Linked DNA regions of Homo sapiens: region 1 is linked to region 2. Evidence: chromatin contacts called from ENCODE Hi-C data. All regions are on one chromosome and are shown on one strand. Each heading gives the region's core, a stretch centred on a gene start or an enhancer-like site at or near the end of the contact. The rest is flanking DNA. Distances are from core to core; before and after follow the strand shown. Region 1 holds the start of TINAG-AS1 (TINAG antisense RNA 1). Region 2 overlaps LOC101927189 (a long non-coding RNA gene).

Evidence for each region. A loop is a pair of places that touch in the nucleus more often than their neighbours do. Pooled maps may share reads with other maps.
Region 1: a loop to region 2 is called in a map of PC-3, with 4 times the contacts of the local background. The contact joins the promoter of TINAG-AS1 here to the enhancer-like site in region 2. A Hi-C loop is called at or near these places in 1 of 168 maps with a recorded cell type or tissue (PC-3), 2 of 37 single-sample maps with no recorded cell type and 3 of 50 pooled maps.

What each region holds. Positions count from the first base shown.
Region 1 is chr6:54,365,502-54,372,592 of GRCh38, forward strand. TINAG-AS1 (TINAG antisense RNA 1) reads right to left here and starts at 2,125. Exons shown (of 3, transcript XR_001744174.2): 1 at 2,041-2,125; 2 at 1,504-1,677; 3 at 1-18. All of the region lies in intron 9 of TINAG (tubulointerstitial nephritis antigen), which reads left to right.
Region 2 is chr6:53,979,357-53,986,583 of GRCh38, forward strand. It overlaps LOC101927189 (a long non-coding RNA gene), which reads left to right. Exons shown (of 4, transcript NR_125842.1): 2 at 3,402-3,494. Among named protein-coding and RNA genes, the nearest start is that of MLIP-IT1, 16 kb to the right of the region's middle. RefSeq lists an enhancer at 4,271-5,470. Within about 2 kb of position 3,440, at least 3 of the 41 ENCODE cell types and tissues checked have a DNase peak (open chromatin) inside an H3K27ac peak, as active enhancers do; they include PC-3, where a contact is called at or near this core.

The DNA.
Region 1 (7,091 bases), core at 875-3,374, 380 kb after region 2:
GTTGTGATCTCATCCAGCCTAGGGACAATGAAGAAGAGCATAAGGAAGCCTTCTTAAATGTGCTTCTTAAAGCCTTAACTCAGAAACAATCCACAACTCCATTCATATTCCTTTGGCTAGAACTCATTCAATGGCTCCACCCAAATGCAAAGGTGACTGGAAAATGAAAAGATTTGATGGGAACATTTTAATGAGTTATATTTTGGAGTAGAATTCCAAATTTGCATAAATTTTAAAGGAAAAACCCATTAGAGATTCAAATTTTGAGTTTGTAGAGAGCTACCTTGGTCTGTATCTCTCAGGGTCTCTGAGATTGTATGTTCTCTCTTTAGAGAGTCTTCACTGAGAAATTTAGAGAATCCCTGCTTTATAAGCTTGAACAGCCAGGTGCAATGGTGTGTGTCTGTAGTACCAGCTACTTAGGAAGCTGAGGCAAAAATCTTGTTTGAGCCTAGGAGTTCATGAACAGACTGGGCAACATAGAGACCTTGTCTCAAAAATATGAATAAAGTAATACATGCTTTTGATACCAACTATATCCATAATCACGGTAGTAGAACTATCACTAAACAACTGTAGTAGAACTCTCACGAAATACAACCCTCATACTTTTAAAATCCTCATGAGGTGGGAATTATTATTTCATTTTGCCAGAAATAAGAGACTGAGAGTGTTAAGACAACTCTTCAGGTTATCTGACTTCAAAATTAATGGTCTATGAATACTGTATCTATATGCGTACACGTACGTGTATGTGTGTGTGTGTGTGTGTGTGTGAAAAGGAAAGATACAGTGTCAAGATTCCTCAAAGTCTGGTTGCCTCTTAGGTTTTCTCAAACAATTGCTCTGTTCCCTCTTTTACTAGAAAATTCTTTAGGATAAAAACAAATGCAGTTTTTTTAATATCTAAAATTATATTCTTTCTTGCTTTGAACTACATGTTTAATATATAGATTAAAACATTTGCTTAATTTTTCAACAAGAAATTCTTTAAAAACACATAATACATGTCAAGTACCATGGCAGGCATTAAGAATACAAATATCAATAGAATAGTGCCTCTGTCCTCAGCATCGAGATAGAGAAGAGGGAGGGAGGGAGGGAGAGAGAGAGAGAGAGAGAAGAAAGTGCCAATGTCCAATGTCTTAAGTGTGTAGATGGAGATAGGATAGGGATATACATTGAGTAGCGAAGATGTGCATTATCTAGGAAGGCACATAATTCCAAATCTGGGGACCAGGGAAGGTTGCCAGGAAAAAATGACACCTACTGTGGAATGTAGTCAGGCAAGTAGAAAGTATTAAGGATATATGAAAACAGAAAGCTGCTCCAGGAAATATGAGCAGGAAATGCCTAATCTCACAGGGAGATAGAATATGACATATTAAAGGAATCTGAAGGAACTTATGAGTAAGTGTAGAGCAAGGAGGAATCTAATAAAAAATGATACTAAGAGGTAGCCAAGACAGGGGGCCATTCTTCTATTTAATGATGACTACTTACTGATCTTGGAGCCTATCCTGGCTTTCTTCCCTGTCTCTGAGTTTTCTTTACATTCTTCCATTGTTTCTATATTAACTTACATGCCTTTGCAGCAACATTGTTTGATTTACAGTGTAAATTCTAAGACGTGTTCATGTGACATCTCTTTTCCCCGTATCCTTTGAAATGATGTTCCTGATAAAGAGACCAATATGTCTTTTACGTTTGCAAGCAGTTCAGTTCAGCATCCTAGTTCTGAGTCATTCTACTTTGAGATAAATCTGAGTTTAGGAACTGTGACCAAAGTAAAGAAAGAGGATTTCAGTAAACTGCAAGGCAAGTAGTGGAAGCTGAATAACATTTAAAAAGTAAAAGGAATGTTTTCCTGATGCACTTTGGCAAAGATGAGCTCCGGGAAATACATACATAAATTTGCCTGACCTTGAAGTGCACATAGTCTAATAGTGGAGACAGCTACATGGACAGGTAATATTGTAAATTCATTGGTTTAGAAATGAATGGCATAAAAGTATATAGAAGCAAAGAGAAGAACCCTACCTGAGCATGTGCAGGTGCTGTAGAGATGGTACAAGTGAAAACTGGAGTAGAAAATGGCCCAGAATTAAAGGCGAACGTGTTAATTATTCATTTGAGCATCCTCTACTGTGAACTCTTTATTGTTGTTCTTTGTTTATTTTTCTAGTAGAGTGCTAGTTTTTAAAACTTGTTGTGTATGAGCTCATTATGCATTGAAAGCTGTCTTAGTTCCTTCAGACTGCTGTAACAAAAATATCATACACTGGGTGACCTACACAACATTTATTTCTCACAGTGTTGGAGGATGGAAAGTCTAAGATTGTAGTACCAGCATATTTGGTGTTTGATGAAGGGCCTGCTTTCTTGTTCATAAATGACTGTCTTGCTGTGTCCTCACACAGGGGAGCTCTCTATGGTGTCCTTTATAGGGGCTAATCCTATTTATGAAGATTCCACCTTCATCAAGTAATCACTCCCAAAGACCCCACCTCCTAATACCATTGCAATGGGAGTTAAGATTTCAACATAGGAATTTTGGGGGGACACAAACTTTGAGTCCGTAGAGAAGAAATATCCCTTTAGAATATTGAGTAAACCCCATTATTGTTGGATTTTGTAATTTTATTTCTGATGGTTTTGACCTGTATAATATTTTAACTTTTATTCTAGATTTTTAAAAGTTATATATTATACTAAATATTATGTTACATATGTTATAATATACAACATATAATATATTATAATGTATTATATATAACATATTATATAATTATATGTTATATATTAAAGTAATTATTAAGTAATAATCAAATAATAATTTAAATATTAAATAATAGTTATTAAATCATTATATTAATTATTATTATACATTATTAAATTATTATGTAATTATGTCAAAAGTATGCCTGAAAGATATTTGGGCATATGATGTGTGGTGAAGATCTAATTTTTTTCTTCAAACTCTGAACTAAAAGCTTCAATATTGCATAATTAATAATGTACCTCTTCCTCACTCTTTTAATGCATTTTATTGCTTATTAAATTCTTATATAAATTTATTAGGGTTTGATTCTAGGGTGTCTTGTTCAACATGCTCACTTTTATAATTCAATGTATTCCACTTAGTTTTACTACCAGGTATTGCACGCATTGCTTCATTGCTCTCATTTTTCTCAATATTTATGTAGTTATTTTCTTGTTTATTTTTCCAAGTGAGATTAAAAAACAAAACAAAAACCTCAGAACAACTTAAATTGAATTTTTTTAACTAATAAAGAGATAATATAGGTATTTTTACTTTTTAAAAACTACTATTAAGTACCGTGCATTTTGTTTTCTTCAGATAAATGCTATATTTCAGAGATTCTTACATTGAAATTTTGAAGGCTTGTACATTTTTTATTACACATTTGAAGGCTACATGTAGATATTTATGATATACAATATATGAAATATATTCAGATATATTTTTAAATAATGTTTACTGTTTTCTGATCATAAAAGTAATAACGTAGATATTTGACAGTTTTGAATCGAACATTCCTGGTTTTTATGACTTGCAAAGTAGCCCTAGAATTCAAGAGTTATTTCAATATGTAATGTTTGTAAGAAAATTTGAAACATGAGCTGTAAGGCTGGTGTTTGAAAATAAGTCACTTATGCTTGCTCCTCATGAGCTTACTCATCTCCATATGCAGTAATTCTCACACGATTTTTAGAAAATCACTTTTTGCTTGTAAAAAGATGACATTCAGTGATAGTGAAAATTAGTATAATTTAGAAAAGAAAAGAACTTTGGTCTATTGATATGGAAAGAAATACACTATTATACACATTAAAACAACTCAAAAGAAATCCAAAAGCTTTGTTTCATGCTTACTAAATTGTTTGGAACTTTTAGAATGCAAGAGCACACATATATATGATAATCTCTATATGTATACTATATAAATAAATTTTAAAACTTAAAAATATAATCCAGGAGTTTTGAGCTAAAACATTAGAATCTTGTTATTAAGGTACATTTTAAAATTATACATTTCATGTTTAGGAATATTTTTGGCTGTATTAGGACTAGGAGCATGGCGTTGAGTTAGTGTATGGGAAGCAGTTAGAACAGCATTAAATAATTGAAGCACTATACACAGAGTTAGCAACAACTGTTACTATTTTAAATATCATCATTATAATTACTGCCATTATGATATTAATAAAGCCAACTCATCAATCCTTATGATTTAATTTTCTAGAAACACATAAATTTAATCTGAGTTGAAAATTAGATTAAGTAAATGATTATAGGGTTAAACCATTGAGGAAATAAATTAATACTACCCCAAATAGCTTTAGGTCCAGATAGTTTAATCTGAATTTTTTCAATGAAAAGTTACCTTATAATTACCTCCAGAAGATTTTAAATTACTGAAGATTATCAGAAAACTAAAAAGAAATGGCCAAACAGGGAAGAGGAAAACAATGAGGAGTTGATGTCACACAGACCTAGAGGAAAGAGAGTTCTAAGAAGGCAGGAATGGCCTGTAGTGTGGAATGTTGCTGAGATGTCAAATAAAACCAGGACTAAAAAAATGCCCAGTGAAGTCTGAAGAAAAAGAAATAAATAAATGACAGTTGGTTCTTCTTGCTGAATCTTTGAATTCGTGTCTGCTGTTATAATTGCATGCTCAAATGTCATTACAATATTATTTTATGCCCACCTTAAGTCCTGACAAATATGATTTCTTTTATGTGAGTTTACTTGGCATTAATATATTTCTATATTGTGGGTGTATTAAAGGTGGTGAAAAGAAAAGATTACATGAAGGCTAAGAAAATCCTTTGGCTGTTATGTTGAATGACTTCCAAAAATATTTGAACCTTACTACAAAGTGAAAAAAATGCAACCAATATAAATTATAAATTATGAAATATATAATATGAAATAGAAATTATTTCATTTATTTATATACTCTCAAGTTTATTCTTAATTCAAACTTTCAACAAATTTTATTGAGTGATGGTTGTGTACCAGGCATCCTGCTAGTGCTGGAGATATGGAGATGAATAACATGGAGAGCCTTGGTAAATAAAATAAAGTAAATTATGACCCTTGGATTTGTTGCAGCCATCAATTAGTCACTCAAGGAAGCCACTGAGAGGTCCCACAGGACTGTTGGGATCTTTTGAGCTGAACTCACTGTCGGAAGAGTAGAGGTGCAGAGGGCCCTGGGGATGTTGAAACTGATAGATGGGCTTTATTTTTTTTCTGTTTTCAGTGCTGATTGAATCATGTTGCCTTGTCTGTCAGTACTGAATCAACTTGACAGAACAGTTTGTGTTCCATTTGTTTTGTCTTGTTTGACACTGGTCCTTCATTGATTCATCATCTCAAACACTGATCAGGTCTGTTCCACTCCGTAAGTGCTATTGCTATGAACTGACCTATTACAAAACAAAGCAAGACAAGGCAAATAACAACAGTAAGAAGGAAAAGCTTTCTTTTTATTCAGGCAAAGACATTGTAGGAATGTTGTTTTTAAAAGAATTCTTAGAAAGCTATCTTTACATTCCAAAAAAATGTCACTTACGAAAACTGTGTGTGTGTGTGTGTGTGTGTGTGTGTCAGAGAGAGAGAAAGAACTTTTTGACTTGAGGTCAAGTGTAGGACTAGTCTTGATTGTGAAGGAATGCTTTATAGCATAAAGAACGAGGATACTGGGGTCAAGCTTAGATTCAAATGCTAGTTCTGTCCTCGCTGGGTGATCTCAGGCAGGTCGTATGATCTCTCTACATCATGGTTTTCTCATCTATTCCACTGGGATAATAAGTTTCCCTCTGTCTTATTGTGAGGATTAAATGAGATATGTGTCTGCTCCCTTATGCTCACTTTATACTTTCTTTAGTTTTTAAAATTCAAACGTTCTTTAACTTTTTTATTACTCTGAATGTATTTTCAGAATTAAAAAAATAGAATTTAGAATGATTCTAATTATGATATTAATGAGTATTTATCTATAATGTGATATAATTTTACATTTATTTTTAAAATTTATTATTTATTTATTTAATTTTGACCTACCTTACCTTGATTTCACAGGTAGATGAATAAAGGTAGTAAGGAAAAGAGAAATGTAATGACAGGAAGAAACAATTTCTTTGGTAAATGCGATAAAATTTTTTATGATCTTAGATAATGTGATTCTATTTGTTTAAGAAAGACACATAAGTGGTAGGAATTTGGTCATTTACACTTAACCTCTATTGGATTGCATTAAATCACTGTGGTAGAAAACAAAACTTTTTTAGTTGGGAAATACCAAGGACAGATGCAGTGCATGAACAATTGTTCAATTAGGGAAGGTGATTACAGTCAGTTCCTTAAATTTATAGAGATCTGGGAGCAATGGATTATACAAAGTTTGAGATTATGCTTTAGCAGGTTTATAAAATGGCTTTCAAGTCATGTTTTTTTTTTTTTTTTTTTTTTTTTTTGAGATGGAGTTTTACCCTTGTTGCCCAGACTGGAGTACAATGGCATGATCTGGGCTCACTGCAACCTCCGCCTCCTGGGTTCAAGTTATTCTCCTGCCTCAGCCTCCTGAGTAGCTGGGATTGCAGACACCTGCCACCATGTCTGGCTAATTTTTGTATTTTTAATAGAGACGGGGTTTCACCATGTTGGCCAGGCTGATCTCGAACTCCTGACCTCAGGTGATCTGCCTACCTTGGCCTCCCAAAGTGCTGGGATTACAGGTGTGAGCCACTGCGCCCAGCCTCAACTAGTTTTAATGTCTATAGACACTTCAGATTTTGGGATGCCTGTGAAATAAAATGTTATTAGCCCCTGGTACAGTGCTACCTTCCAAAGTTAGCTTAATACTTTTTGGTGATTTTATTTTATAATTGAATACCTCTGTCATAGGTGTTGCTCTCAAATTATCAAATATAATAGAATTCACATAGTGATTTAGAAAGTTTATGTTTGTGAATTTCCAGAGATTTGGGGGTGAAGGGAGAGGACATCAGGGCTAAGCTATAAGGTGGCTTCTGACTTCTGTCAACTGAAATATGGATTG
Region 2 (7,227 bases), core at 2,190-4,689:
TGGTGTGCTCAGGAAAGGAGGCAAAGAGGTGGACTATGAGATAAGTTTTAAAGGCAGAATAAGATTTTCCTAGATAAATTGTATAGGAAGGCAAGTCAGGAGGAGAGAGAAGTTGGCCTAAGAACCTAGAAGCAGTAGTAGGAAACAATAGAAATACTATTTTCACAGTTGCCCATGATTTAGTTAAAATGGTGTATTACTAATTTAGAATGGTTATTATTGATTTGTCTTGTTATCTGAATGACAACAATATTTTTCTTATAAAAACTACTCAAATATCATGCATGCATTATCTCAGGATACCACCAGATGGTGCTGTGTTCTAGGATTGAAAAAGGCTGGCAAGAAAAAGTGGCTCTCTGTCTTGACTATCAGTGGTTCCTAAACTTTTCAAAAGGGCACTGTGATCATTTTTAGGCTTGCAAACCCAATATGTATATGTCCAATTAAAAATAAATTATATACCTAATATTGCACTAATATATTGTGGCAATTATAAGACACACCTATAGAAAAATTGAAATATAAAAGGCTATGATAGACTGAAGTTTTAATATTTCTTTCCTGCACTACAGTGAATCTTTTTTGGGGGTTGCATATCCCTGAGGTGTGTGCATCTGCCCTTTGAGAACACTGGTTTATTTTACAATTGTTATATAATTTAATTTTTTTTCATCTTTATAAAGATAAAGGTAACAACAAAAAATATAAAACAAAACTTTTTTTACTACATGTACGTATTCAAATATGGATCACAGTTACATATCAAACCATTTAAAGCACTGAAACTAGAAAAAGTTAAGACTTTTTTTGCTTGGGGATATTTATATTTTTCAGTTTTAAACCAGATTTGGTGTAATATATCAGAATCATAAATGGAATAAAATAGCAGACCAAGTCTAAATTTTTTTCTGTTATATATTTTTTTGTTTAAAAATCAAAAATGTTAACTTTAAAAAGCATTAACAACCAAGGCAAACAAACAAAAGAATGGGTATGAATGCCAATGGTGCCCATATCAAATAAATATGTAGAATTGAATTTTTCTTTGACTGCTAATTTTCCTTTTGTTTTATTAATTTATTTATGTATTTATTTGGAATTGAATTTTTTAAAACCATAAAAATCTCCAAACAAAGAGGAAAACGTTCTGACTTTATCAGAGGAATACAATTGCAGTTTTCCCTGATTTTACAGAACTATCTCTGTATAAAGTTTTTTTCTTGATTTATTTTTTTTGGTTTTTTATTTGCATACATTTTAAGAAGTACAAATGCAGTTTTATTACATGGATGTATTGCATAGTGGTGAAGTTTGGGCTTTTAGTATAAATATCACCTGAATAACATGCATTATATCCACTAAGTAATTTCTCATTCCTTACCCCCTCCCACCAACCCACCCTTTTGAGTCTTTAACGTCTATTACTCCACACTCTATGTTCCTGTGTACACATTATTTAGCTTCCACTTATAAGTGAGAACACGCTGTATTTGACTTTCTGTTTCTGAGTTGTTTTACTTAAGATAATAGCCTCCAGTTTCTCCATGTTTTTGCAAAAGACATGATTTCATTCTTTTTTATGGCTGCCTAGTATTCCATGCTGTATATATACCATGTTTTCTTTATCCATTCATCCATTGATGGATACTTAGGTTGATTCCATAACTTTGCTATTGTGAATAGTGCTGTGATTAAACTATGAGTGCAGGTGTCTTTTTTATATGATTTCTTTATTTTGGGTAGATATCAGTAAATCCCAGTAGTGGGATTGCTGGGTTGAATGGTAGTTCTATTTTTAGCGCTTTGAGAAAGCTCCATACTGTTTTCCATAGAGGTTGTACTAATTTACATTCCTGCCAACAGTGTATAAACATTCTTTTTTATCCCTATCCTCATCAACATCCATTTACTTTTTAGTACTGGCTATTCTGACTGGTGTAAGGTAATATGTCATTGTGGTTTTAATTTGCATTTATCTGATGATTAGGGTTGTTAGGCATTTTTTCATATGCTTGTAACTTTTGGATTTCAGAGAACAGGTGATCCTTGTTAGTTAGGTGATCTTCACTGGCCAGATGATTCCCCCGGGTCAGGCCATCCCCTGGTCAGGTGATCCCTGCTTGTCCAGTCAGCTGTGGTGGAGGCAGAGTCTGGATGACAAGAGTATAAACATGAAACCCAGATTTCAGGGAATAAGGATTATGGGATAGGTAGAGACTCCAGCAGGCATCATCTAGAGCAGGGGTCCCCAGCCCCTGGGCCTTGGACTGGTACTGGTCTGTGGCCTATTAGGAACCAGGCTGCACAGCAGGAGGTGAGCGGCAGGTGAGCAAGCGTTACCACCTGAGCTCCGCCTTCTGTCAAATCAGCTGTGGCATTAGACTCTCACAGAAGCCCAAACCCTATTGTGAAATGCGCATGCGAGGGATCTAGTTTGCATGGTCCTTATGAGAATCTAATGTCCTAATGCCTGATGGTCTGAGGTGGAAGTTTATTCCTGAAACCAACTCCCAACCGCCACCCCTGGTCAATGGAAAAATGGTCTTCCATGAAACTGGTTCCTGGTGGCAAAAAGGTTGGGGACCACTGATCTATAGTAACTCCTGGTAATTACATCTGTATGATATTTTAAATCCGTTTTGTAAGACATGTACAGTGTGGTATCGATAAGGATGCTGGATTGCAAGCTATTGACCTTGGTAATCATTATGATACTCATGTGACCACCTTACTCATTAGTCTGAATTCATCTAGATACAAGCATAACACTAAGTCTCCCCATTAAAATCAACAAATCAATCAATTCATCCATAAAAAAAAGAACATTAAGGAAAGCCAGATAAACAAAAACTGGTTACATGAGTATCATAATGATTACCAAAGCAATGAGTAGACATGGTTTATCAAAGTGAGGGGCAGAATGTAGGGAAGAAAGCAAGCTGAGGACTCACTGAGGCCAATAAAGGATCTACTTTTCTGCCAACCACAAACCAGGGTAAGTAAGAGTGTTAGGCCATTAGGTTGATAAGTAGCAATAACTTATTGTCCATGTCCTTGATCAATCAGTTGTGTATTAATAAAGGAACAATTTTGAAAACCTCTTGCAATTGACCTCTGGAGTGCATTTGCTGTTTGCTTTGGTCCTTGGCAGTAGCTGAGGAGTGGAATTTACCGCCCTCTTTAGCAGCACTTACAGAGAAAGTCATGCCCAAGGGATTCTGTCATCCCAATTTTATTCATTGAATCAGGAGGAAGTCAACATCTCCATAGCTTTGGGGGTTGGATTCTGTCAGAATGAGGTGAATGGAAGACCATGTAGATCATTTCTATTTATTTAAAATTCAAGGCCAGACATAATAAAATAAGAGGAGCTTGATAAATTAATTTTTGCTTCCTAGGAAAGCACTGTCTTAGAACCTGGCTCACCTGATTTTGCCGATGAGTCAACTTTGAAGTGTGCCTCATTCTGGAAAGTGAATCACGTAATCACAGTAAGTTACACATATACAGGCATAGATGGCTCCTTGATGCTATATTTAAGCCAGTGTTGTACCATCTTTTCTGTCTGCAATTCCTGACATTTGTCAGATGAGGTCAATATAAAGGTATGCACTTTTTGACAAGGACGTGGTTGTCATGTTAGCTTCTTATGCCCTTAACTGCCATTTTGAAGATCAAGTTTAATTTCCCAGTCTTTGGATTGAAGAAAAGCTCAATTCCCAGTTAGCTTTACATGGCTACAATGTTATGACACACTTCTATTGAGAAATATAAAGATAATACCTATGATTGACATTAGTACTTTCATGGCTTTGTGTGTAGGTTACATGGGTGTTATACAATGATATCTGTAATGCCACTAGACCAGTCTCCGTTACTTCTGCTTTAGTTGTTTTATTAGTCTGTTTTGCCTTGCTATACAGAAATACCTGAGGCTGGGTAATTTAAAAAGAAAAGAGGCTTGTTTGGCTCACAGTTCTGCAGGCTGTATAAGCATGGCACCAGCAACTGCTTGGCTTCTGTGGAGGCCCCTGGAAGCTTCCAGTCATGGTGGAAGGTGAAGGGAAGGCAGGTATGTCACATGTTGAAAAAGGAAGCAAGAGAGAGGGGAGGGAGGCACCAGACTCTTTAAACAACCAGCTCTCACATGAACTAATAGATCAAGAACTCAGTTTCACAGGGAATTCCTGAGGGCTCCACCCTCGTGACCCAAACACTTCCCACCAGGCCCACCCTCCAACACTGGGGGTCACATTTCAATGAAATTTGGAGGGACTAACATCCAAACTATATCAGTTGTAATTGATTACATTAATGGATTTTCACTATTTTACTGGTTGCACTTAGGATAAAAGTTAAAGGATTTTAATATTAGCCTATGACACATGTTAGCTTGGGACAGAACCGAGCCTTTAGTATCAACCAAACTACCAGGCAACATGTGACTTTTTTTTACATGGCAGAATATACTTCATTGTATTTCCACGTTCTGCAAAGTTTTTTGGGGATAGGGCACTGATATTAATGAAAATTTTTATTTATGTATCATGTAAATATTTAAATTGTTTAAGTGCATTTTGGCATTATGCACTTCATAAATATACACAATGTTATAATTGTTAAAAATATTAGGTAAAAAATAAATATAAATTGTAGTTATGATCATTTCTTTTTGCCTACTCTGGGGGTATGTGCGCTCTATTTGGACTTCTCTATCAAGGTCACAAAATCATGATTAGATCCACCTTTCATATAACTAGGGAAATAAAAACAAACCAATATTACCATTCTGGAAGGAACTTTTCTGAGTCTTTTTGTCCAACTACTTGCTTTTTAGGCACAATTAGGAGGTTGTTTCTAGATAACATTAATAATTGATTCTATGTGGTTTTCAAAGTTCTAAATTTTAAAGAACTCACTCAATCATGCGTCAGAGTATAATTATCCCAAATAACTGGAAAAGCATATAAGTGATGACATGACTGTGATTCATTTCCTCTGTGTGGTCATTGTCTGACTCTGTGGAATCAAATGTTCATTTGAGAGCCAGGGGTGCCTGGGACCTGGGAAAAATGCACCCCTGCCCAGGATCCTCATTCTGTGAGTCACACACACAAAACCAAGGGTTGGTGAGTGACAGCTAAGACCAAGGTTGGAACCTACTCATAGGAGAAGCTTCATTTTGTTCTTCTCCAGCAGCGCCTATATAGCCACTTCTAATCTGCAATTCGAGGGATGGAAGGGTGTATTCAGTTTTTCTTCCCTAGTAATTTGAAACCAACTTGATAACAGCTTGTTCAAATGAAGAATGGATAGAACATCTGTTTAAATCAACTCTGAGAGGCAGAAACGGAACTTTTGTGTGCCTAATATTCCCATTGGCTAACCCTGTCCCTAAGCCTCCGTACCATGGCTTCTGAGAGTTTTTGGCCAAATGCCTAGTGGGAGGGCATGGTCCTGTTGGGAATGGTTTTTCTGCTTGGAGATGGCTTTGGCTTAGCATCTTTCTGTTCTCCAAGGCTGTTTACTCTGCCACCTATCCAGAAAGAATTTTTTTTTATGAGTCCACAATTTTTCAGTCCTGGAAAATTTTACAGTGTTTTCACAGACATTATTTCATTTGATGTTCATAATCCTTCAGGGTAAATAGGGTAGGTTGCTGGTGTCCGCGCATTATGGATAATGAATCAGAGATTCAGAGAGGATAAATCTGACTTCTACTCCAAACAAAAAGCAGAAAAATTATAGCAGAAGAAGCATATATCATTCTAGTTTTCAGCATATCTAGATTAATTCTGATTCATTTTTAATTTCAGCTGAATATGTTGTGCTTTCTCTATTGCTATCCTGGGGTTCATTTAGGGTGGAGCCACCTAGACATCATATACATGCCTTGGCTGCATTTACATCTCACCCCTCCTGCTTCCCCAAGTATAATCACCCCAGTGCTATGAAACCGATTAGAAGAAAATGAAGTGTTCAGTGCTAACTCCAAAATTCCAGGTGCTATGATACTGCTGCATACATCCAAAGGGACTTCTTACTTTAAGAAGCCCCCTTTTAAATGAAACTCTTGACTTCTTAGTGTTGCCTCAGAAATGTGCTCTTCATTGCAGAGAATATTACAGAGAATGTTCTGCTGCTTTGTGGAGGAACCATAGGAACTGTGCACGATCTTTCTTACCACAGAGTCACAAGGAGAAAATTGGCAGCTTAGGAGACCAGCCAGCTAAATGAAATGTCAGCCAACAAACAACTTAAATGCTCTTGGATCATTTTTCCTCTACTTTATCAAGTAGTTTTAGTTTGGGGGAAGTCAACAATCTTCTATGTTGCTTCCTTACTCAAGATTTCTCTGTCTCTGTCTTCTGAGGCATTTGTTTCTTTATGCCTGGATCTGCCACTTCACGTTTTGCCTCTTTTTCCATATCTACCTCTGACTCTATCTTCATCTTTTTCTCTCTCCCTTTATTTTCTTTATTTTTGGTTTCTCTCTTTCATTTTCTCTTATATTGTCTGTCACCTTGATTTCTATAAACACGTAATTATCACTAACAGATTAAAGAGCTTTATAAATGATGGTGAAAATTTGAAACAAATTTCTTAAAGAATCTTTGAATCATTGTGTGTGTGTGTGTGTGTGTGAGAGAGAGAGAGAGAGAGAGAGAGATTTAAGAGAGAGAGAGAAAGAGAAAGGTATTTATTGTTGACCTGTGATTTTCTCAATCCTAATCCTCAAATGAGAGTTGTAGAACTGGGATTGGAACCTGCAGCCAGCTAGGGACCACATCACACTGCCTTCCTCCTAGTCTCCAAACATATAACTGAAATATTATTGTATCTTGCTCTTAGTACCTCTCCTGTATAAATGCGCTCATGCATTTCTTTTCAAATAACTGTAATTCTAGATACATTTGCATAAATAGGATTAGAATCTTGCAAAAGTGTATTCTATCCAAAGGGTGTCTGCACAGGAGAAGGAGGCCAGCAGGTGTCAGTCTCACCTCAGAAGAAGAGCTGAGAATAGTTTCATTGTGGTTTTTCTTCATCGGAGTTTGCTTTTTTGAATGAACTTTCAAATAACCTAAGTTAAGTTCTTGTTTGTTTTAAGCAAACTCTGGGTTGATTTAAAAAGAAAGTAGGCTATCTCAACCTCATACCACCCCACAACCTGAGTTGTATACGGATTATTCTCTTGTTAAAAACCCAGCTATTGGATTGGGA